2 separate regions of the Mus musculus genome follow, and region 2 is linked to region 1. A link is a contact called in ENCODE Hi-C or POLR2A ChIA-PET data. All regions are on one chromosome and are shown on one strand. The core of a region is the stretch at or near the end of the contact, and the rest is flanking DNA. Distances in the headings are between cores, read along the strand shown.

Region 1 (4,369 bases), core at 981-3,480:
CATACTAATTCCTCTCCCTATGACCCTTGACTCTGTCATCTAAAAATCTGACATCATTTTGCTCTTTTCTGTAATTATATGTCTAATGTTGCTTTCTTTCCCTAGCCTGCAAATGCCTCGGGCGAGGTCTGGGTTTTGTGGCCTCATCCCTGGGCTCTGACACTGGCTGCTCTTACTGGATTGCTGAGGGATGATGCATCATATGCAATCGTCCACCACTGGCCCACGAAAAGGCTCCTGGATACAGCAACGGGATGCTGTTTTTAGCAACAGGGCAGTTGAATCTTCTACCATTCTTGCCAAGGAGGTGGTGCAGAGAAGGATGGCCTCACTCTGACTTCAGCGGAACAAAGGAAGCATAGACGCCAGGTGTCCAGGAAGCCTCCACAGTCTGCAGAACAGATGGGGACTGCACAGACCGGGGACTGTCTTGTCATAGCTTCACAGGCCTCGTGTACTCTGTGTGGTGCTCTGGACCACTGCAGCAGAAGATTAGCTAGGACATCCAAGGCACAATGTGACGGATTTTCACAGCGTGAGACCAGCATCCGTAGAATTCGGGGGAGGTATTAGAAACATTAGGTAGCAAAGCTGGAGGCACTGCTGGTGAATGTCCAGAGCAGATGCATGGATGAGGGAATGAAGTAATAGTGACTGTCTTAGTCAGGGTTTTGTTGCTGTGAAGAGACACCATGACCATGGCAACTCTTACAAAGGAAAGCATTTAACTGGGGCTGGCTTACAGGTCAGAGGTTTGGTTCATTGTCATCATAGCTGGGGGCATGGCAGCACTCAGGCAGAGAAGGTGCCGGAGGGGTAGTTGAGAGTTCTACAACCAGATCAGCAGGCAGCAGGAAGAGAGAGTGACACTGGATCTGGCTTGAGCATCTGTAACCTCAAAGCCTGCCCCCAGTGACACATTTCTTTCAACAAGGCCACCTATCCTAAATTCTTTCAAAGAATGTCACTCCCTAGGGGCCTGTGGGATCCATTTTCACTCAAACTGCCTGTTTCCAAAATAACTCTACAGGCATTTTTTCAAATGACACCCCACAGTGTAGAGTCAGCCGACGTGGATCAGGATCTGTCCCTTATTGATTGTGCCATTGTTTGGATATGAAATACTCAAATACTCATGTGTTAAAGAAATGGTCTCCAGGTGATAGATACAGATGAAGGGATGGCTGGGTTCTGAAGGCTCCAATCAGATCAGGGGGTTAATCCCATGATAGGTTCATGGTATGATGGTATTCTGGGGGCACCTACTTGGAGAAAGGTGGCTACTGAAAGCCTGTGTAAAAACAGATCCTGTCTCTGATCCTTCCCATCCATCCCCTACTTCCTGCCCTGCTGCAAAGTGAGCAGCCTCCTCCACCACACACCCCCTCCTGCAGCCCAGCCATCCGCCTCCCCTCAGCCCAAAGCAATGGAGCTAGCCAACTGTGGACTGAAACTTTGAAACCATGATGTAAAATAACTCTCTCTTCCTTTAAATCATTTCCCTCAGGTATTGTCATTGAGACAAAATAATGACTAGCACATTGAACCCAAAGGGTTTCTTCTTTTGAAAATGAGCCAGTCTTCAAAAGTAACCACAGAGGGTTAATGCTGCATGGCGGGTGGGCACTATATTTCACAGTCAGTATAACACCTGGCACAACACCAGGTCTCTAGTGAGGACCCAGCGCTTGTCAGCTACTGTTGTTGAGGCAGTCAGCCATCTAGAATGACGCCTGGTATATAGCCAATATGAGAAGTGACTATCAGTCTCTCAGGGTTCTAGTTCACTACTAACCCTGATAATCGGCCGATTAGAGGAAACTAAGAATTAAGTCTCGAGTGACGGGGTCTGTGGGGGGGTTTGGGGATATCCCGTGGGACTGGAACAGGGGCTGCGGTTGGAAGCTGTTTGGCAGAGAAGAGTATTCCCTAGTTAACTACCGGGGCTTCAGCCGCTATGAAAAACTGATGACAGGAACTGGGCTATGTCCTGTGGGGGTTCTGCATCAGCTCTAGTGTTTCCTCGGTGGCTGTTGGCTCTGGGTGCTCACTGGCATGACCAGAGCCATCATCTGGCCTTTGCCTCCTTGTAGGCTCACATCCCATGTGAGAATCATCTACTTCCTCCATGCCCAGCATCTCAAAGAACTGCCTCCCTGGACGCGCATGCGCACACTGTACACTGTGCCCTACAGCGTCCTCCCTGGTCCTCTCCAAAATCCCTGAAGCCAGGTCGACTCAACAGCAAGGCTTCCTCAAGGCCTGTCCTTGGCATTCACACTCTTACAGGGATACAGCCTTGATTTCCTTAGCAGTAAAGCAGCCACAGAATCACCTCGCCTGCCATCCCTGCCCAGCCAGAGACCTCAGGGACCATGCGCATTTGTCTAATTTCTGCTCTCTGGCTGAGAGACTGTGGTCAGAGGCTTCAGGGCTGGGTACTCTTCCCTGCTCAGCTAACTCCCACTCAGGAAATGGCCAGTCTCTATTTTGAGCAGAGTGAAGTGTTAGTCCTTCCTGAAGCAGGCCACCTCCCCTGCCCACACCACACACCAGCTGTGCTTTAGACAATGTCTTGTCAGCCCCTCCTTCGGGGCTGTCAGGATCACTCGGGTTGTCTGGATCCCCTGAACCTTCAAAAAGCAAATCTTACTTTCTTTCCAACAATGTGCTATATATAGTTCTATGCACGATAGCCAACCTAAGAGGGCTGAGCACTTGAACAGGCTTGAGCCATTGTCCCAGCACCCACCCATCTGCCTTCAAAGGCTTGTAGCCTCCCGGTTGGGAACTGCTTATAGGGAGGGGCCTGTCCTAGAGAGAACACAACAGGTCTGGCCATTTTAAGTCCCACATATCTGCCTCTAACCTTTCCTTGCTGTGTAATTTGGGCAACAGACTTGAGACAGCTGTGCCTCTTTCTGTTAAAATGGTAGGACAGTGTTAGAAGAATCAAGAGCCTCACTTTATCTCTTTGTCGAGAATCTATAAAAAAAATTGTGGGCGATCATAAACATTCACTGTTAGTTACAGTATTTGATGGATTTCTGAAACCTGTGGGTATTTGGGTAATTGAGAAAGGTTTCAGTTCTCTGTCTCCCGTGAACATACATACACACATGCACAAATGTATATGTATGCACATGCACCCACATGCACCCACACGTGCACATTTATACACATGAATATAATATACACATACACATGTACAAGTGCACACACGTACATGCACACATACATCTTTACACATGTGCACACACGTATATATACACATGTATACGTGCATACACACATACACATTCACACACACATGCACAAATGCACACACACACATACATGCACCCATACACACATTTATACACATGCACACACATATATACATACACACATATACACATTTACACACATGCGCATGCACATACACATTCACACACACACATCCAAATCCACACACACAACACACACCCCACCGTGGACAAGCTTTTTGTTCCTCATCTCTTTGAGATTTTTTTTTTATTATTTAGGTTATGTGTAGCTGTCTGTGGGTATGTACATACGTGAGTGCAGGCACCTGTGGAGGGCAGAGGTGTTGGATCCTGTGCAGCTGGAGTTATAGGCAGTCGTGAGGTAAATGACATGGGTGCTGGGACCCGAAGTCGGGGTCCTCTGGAAAAGAAATGAGTGCTTTTAACAGCTGAACCATCTCTCCAGCCCCTTTGCTTCTCATCTTAAAGCTCAGCTCTTCCTCCTGAGGTTCCACGACTAGGCTCATCCCTACTCTGCGCAGCCCAAAGCTACACAAGGAGCCCCGTGGGTGGAGAGTCTTCTGAAGAATACTGAAATTGAGTTGGCAGGCAATGAGCTGGACCTGACAGAACAATGGGTCTCAACCTTTGGGTCTTGATCTCCTTGGGAGTTGAATGACCCTTTCTCAGGAGTCACCCAAGACCACCAGAAAACACAGATATTTACATTACAATTCATCACAGCAGCAAAATTACAGTTATAGTGTTGTAATGAACATAATGGTATGGTTGGGGAGGGGGAGTCACCATGACCTAAGGTATTAAAGAGTTGCAGCGTTAGGAAGGTTGTGAAACATTGACGTAGACCCTTGAAAATATCACAATCAAGATTGCAAAGACTCCAAAAGACCTCCTCAGTGCCCCTTTGGTACACCATTCTCCTACTTCCGGCTCTACCCCACTCCCACCCCACCCCCACCCCCACCCCCACCCCTGCCCCCCACTCTCAGGCACCTTTGCTCTACTTTATCTTCTAACGGAATAGACCAGTTTAAAGAACCAAATAGCAGCACTGTCTTCTCTAGGTATCTTCCTTTTCATGTAATTACTTGGAGATTCGTCGA
Region 2 (4,313 bases), core at 219-2,718, 40 kb before region 1:
TATGGGCTGGCATCTAGCAGAAACCCTCAACTACTACTCTAAGCGTTTCTAAACCTACTGGGTTTTCAACTTTAACGGTAACTCCCATACACTAAGAAAATCCAAGCACTCTTTGTTTAAAAAAGAAACACACAGCCAGAGTTGGTGATGGCTCACCCCTGTAATCCCAGCACTTGGAAGCTGAGGCAGGAGGATTGGCCAGAGTTCAAGGTCTGCCTAGCAAAACCCTGTCAGAAAGAAAAGAAATCACATGTACCCTTTCGCTTAGCCTCTGTCAAAGCAACCAACAAATTCCATTGATCGCCCAGTGTCCGTTGCTAGGTAGGCATACACTTGATAGTGCTAGGCAACAGGCATGATGTGATCAACTCCACCAGACTTCAAAACTTTTTCCACAGAAAGATAAACAAGATATACTTAGCACCACACCCATCTAAACGCAGCAGCAGCCAGAAATACCCACCCCCCACCCCCCTCCAGCTGCTCAGGAAACACTGTCTTTTACGATCAAGATAAAGATCTAGCCTACAGTGTTCGGCCGTTCCTGCCTTCCAGGTTGGCCGGGACTCCTTTCGCCGGGGCCATCACAAACCGGACACACACACACACACACACACACACACACACAGAGACACGCTTCGGATCGCTGGCACACCTCCAAATACCTCGACCATCCCCGCCAGCTCCTTCTGCAACCGAAAAGTCCGGGCCACTGAGCATGCTCTGACCCTAAGACGGCCGCCACCGGGGAAGTTCCCAGAGCTTAGGGTTCCCGGCTCGGCGCAGCCAGAAGCGCAGAGGAGAAAGGGCAGGGGGAGGGGATGGAGTCTGAACTTGGGCACGCATGCCCAAGGGAACCACCGGGACCGGGGCAGAGACAAAAGCTGCTTCGCTTCCTCACACAAAGTTTAGCGCAGCGAGGGAGCCTCTGCGACGTCCGGAGAGTGACGGGCGGGCGAGCGGGCGGGCGGGCGGGCGGGCGGGCGCAGGGGCGGGTCGCCGCCAGCCGGCTGGCCGGAGTGTAATTCCCACCGATAAGCGCGGATCCTTATCTCCCAGACACAAAGCGGCGGGGCGCGCGCTCGGCCTAGGCCGCCTGCGCGGCTCCGCGCGCGGGCCCGGGCGTCGGTGGCGCGCCGAGGTGGCAGCGGCCTCGTCCGCGCCGGCCTCGTCGGCCGCGCGGGGCCTCCTTAGCACCGGGGCCTCCCGCGCTGCGCGGAGCCCCGTCCCGTGCCGTCAGGTCCCGCGTGGGGAGCCTCTAGGCCTCCAGCCTCACGCGGGCCGCTGCCGCCGGCGCTTGTCCCTCCGCCGGGCCCCGAGCGCCCGCCCTGGGGCCCCTCACTCACCTCCCCGCCGCCCAGGCGCGCTCTCCTCACGCCGTCGCCGCGCTGTGCACGCGCCGCAACTTTATTAGCAGCTCGGCCCCGGGACAAGCGCTCGGCGCCCGCTCGCCGGGGACCCGGATGATGAGGGGGAGGGGGGGCGGCGGCGGAGGGCCGCGGCGGCCGGCGCATGCGCGTCGGGAGTGGCCGAGGCCTGGCTTCTGCTGTCCGCAGCGAGCCTGGAAGTGGCACTTGGGTTAGCCAAGCTCACCCGCCTTATAGCGAAACGGTCGTCCTCGCTCTGGAGAGCTGGAGACCTTTCTAGCCAATCTAAAGCGTTAAAAAGTATCTTCAGCTACAACTTCGCCGTTTTCATTGATTTGTAATAGAAACCCTAAGAGACAGAGACCTCTGGCTGAGCATCAGATACCACACAGCTTACTAGATGTAGCCTTAATATTGCTCCCAAAGGGGGAAAATCCTCTGCAGGTGGAGATAGTGCTGAACCCGGAGCTGAGGACGAGTGGCCATTTCTCAGGACACAGTCCCAGCTGTTCACGGGACACCGCCCCACATCTGGAAGCCGGGAGCGCCTTGAGCTCTCAGGCTTCAGCAAGTGGAGGCTTAGAGGTGCTCGAGCTGTCTTACAGGGTAGCTCTGTACTAATCCGGCTGTCTGGCTTCTCTTCCCCTCCAAACGGTCAGCTTGGACAGCAAGGGAAAGCTTTTTAAAATAGTTTCGTGTTTATTTTTAAAGGTCTTTAAAACTGATCCCCCCCCCCCCCACACACACACACCGGTTTTCTTTTTGAGTAAATTGGAACTATTTTTAACCTTTCCCAGTCAATCCCATCCTCCAATATCAATTCTGTAGATCCCTAATTCTGACAGTTTCTCCTCACTTTTATTACCACCTCCTCCGCCTGAACCAGGGTCACCTCACTTGACACACAAATGCGGCGGTTTCCATGTTTCTCCAGACTCCAACGGCTTGTTTCTATTTGGAAGAGATTAAATAAATGCCGTGAGGAGGCGTTTATGGAAGCAGCCATGTCAAAGGGTGATAGGTGAGAATCCGGCCAGAGCTGGGGAACTAGAGAGAGAGCACCAAGGGAAGGCAGCAGCTGTGACTGCAGCCAACCATCCGCAGGAAGAAATGTGGCAGTGTCCGCCCATTATTGGCAGATCTTCTGGCTTTTCGAAGAAAGTTGGAAATGCATCTTTTTCTATACTAAAAGGAAATCACACATTTATCTGATCAGCTGCCTCTTTGTCTCTTTCCTGGGCTCCCTGACCTGCCCTCCCCTTCTCTTTTTTAGACATTGAGAAGACTCACCCTGGTACAAGCCAAACAAAACAAGCCCATGGTCCCAATATAGCCTACAGGCCATCAGTGTGCAATCTCAGGTCTCCATCTTAAACTTCTTTACTACATCATAAACTCTGCGCAGGAGGACTCTGTATGCGCCAACACTGCCTGGCTTACTGATTCCTGGCTGTTAAGTCTTTGCTGTTACCGGCCCTTGGAAGGCATGGCTTCTGGAGCCTGGCATGGATTTACAACTCCCAGACGTACCTATAACCCTACTGAAAGAATGCCCTTTTTTCGGAACTGATGTTTGCAGCCGACTTTGCTTAATATTGTGTGTATCAGCGCCGTTCCTCACTTCAAGAAACTATTAAAAATCATTTCACAAATTGTGTGCATATTTGTAAGAACACTTCGTGAGTACTGGGGTCCTGTCCCGAACCGTGGGTATAATCCTAAAAGCAAGTATTTCACTTCCTCAACTGTGTATCTGCACACTGGGCAAATTAACTTGAGACTCCAGGCTCTCGGGTGGCTTTGTACATTCAGGCCAGGCCCTCAGTTACAAGAGATAATAACACAGAAAGGAAGCATGGGGGCTTTAGCAGCCAGTAGGACTCTTCCAGAGAATTGAGAAGTAACCTAAACTTCACAGGATGTAGAACTCAGAGGGCCCAGTATACAGTTGTCAAAGATTACTGTCAGGCTTGCCAGAGGCATAAAGAAGTCTTGCTTAGGGTAATCAACTGAATCTAAGAACAAATGTGGCACAGTGTGATCTGACCAGATGATACATGATGCATGCAGTGGGAATCAAGATCTGTAAATATATATCATAAGTAATATAAATAATATAAATATATAACTATATAGAGAAATATGATAAATAATATAGATATAAAGTATATATATCTATATATACACATACATAATTTCAAGATTTCTGGATCATTAAGCCCTGCAGTTGTCAGCCAGGAAACACAGTCCCCTGCCTTGCAATTTGAAGACTTTCTCTGTTGTCCCAGGCAGCATGGCCATGGGAACCTAGCAGGTAGATGCCAGAGATGATATAAACACCCCAATCAGTGGTTCTCAACCTTCCTAATGTTGTGACTCTTTAATATAGTTCCTCATGTGTGGTGACCCCCCAACCATAAAGTTATTTTTCTCGCTACTGTATAACTGGAATTTCGCTATTGCTATGAATGTCTGTGTTTTCTGCTGGTCTTAGGCATCCCCTGTGAAAAGGTTGTTTAACCCCCAATGGGATTCTGACACACGGGCTGAGAACAACTGCCTTAAATGTATACAATGACCTCCTTGTGCTAAGAACTACACAGCTCCCATGGTGACGTGAAAGAGCAAGAAACCTCAACCTCCAAATCCTTTGTACTTGATTACATTTCCTTTAAGAAGAAATTGGGCCTTTTCTCCCCAACTCTTTCGATATTGATTACGTTAGTCATTTGATAAACAGAATTAGCCTAAAGGGTTTATCCATGGCCCACTCCCACTTTACATTTTTCCTGACCCAAGAAGTAAGCAATTTTCAGGAAAATTGGGAAAACACATAGATCATCTTCTCTTATGTTTTATTTTTAAATATAAAATAATTGAGGCGAGGTGGGTTTTGGTTGAAAATTATTAATAAATATTTTAAGTCCACATTTTTGCTTTAACTCA

What was found. A loop is a pair of places that touch in the nucleus more often than their neighbours do. ChIA-PET counts read pairs that join two places held with the same protein, here RNA polymerase II (POLR2A).
Region 2: a map of heart shows a loop between it and region 1 (2.7-fold over the local background). The contact joins the promoter of Smad5 here to the enhancer-like site in region 1. A Hi-C loop is called at or near these places in 5 of 37 maps with a recorded cell type or tissue (all heart). POLR2A ChIA-PET finds 5 or more read pairs at or near these places in 3 of 5 experiments (Patski and embryonic stem cell).

Annotation. Positions count from the first base shown.
Region 1 is chr13:56,660,457-56,664,825 of GRCm38, reverse strand. Gm40961 (a long non-coding RNA gene) reads left to right here. Exons shown (of 2, transcript XR_873496.2): 2 at 106-1,149. Among named protein-coding and RNA genes, the nearest start is that of Gm40961, 2.9 kb to the left of the region's middle. Within about 2 kb of position 2,230, at least 1 of the 3 ENCODE cell types and tissues checked has a DNase peak (open chromatin) inside an H3K27ac peak, as active enhancers do; it is heart, where a contact is called at or near this core.
Region 2 is chr13:56,700,165-56,704,477 of GRCm38, reverse strand. Smad5 (SMAD family member 5) reads right to left here and starts at 1,468. Exons shown (of 7, transcript NM_008541.3): 1 at 1,347-1,468.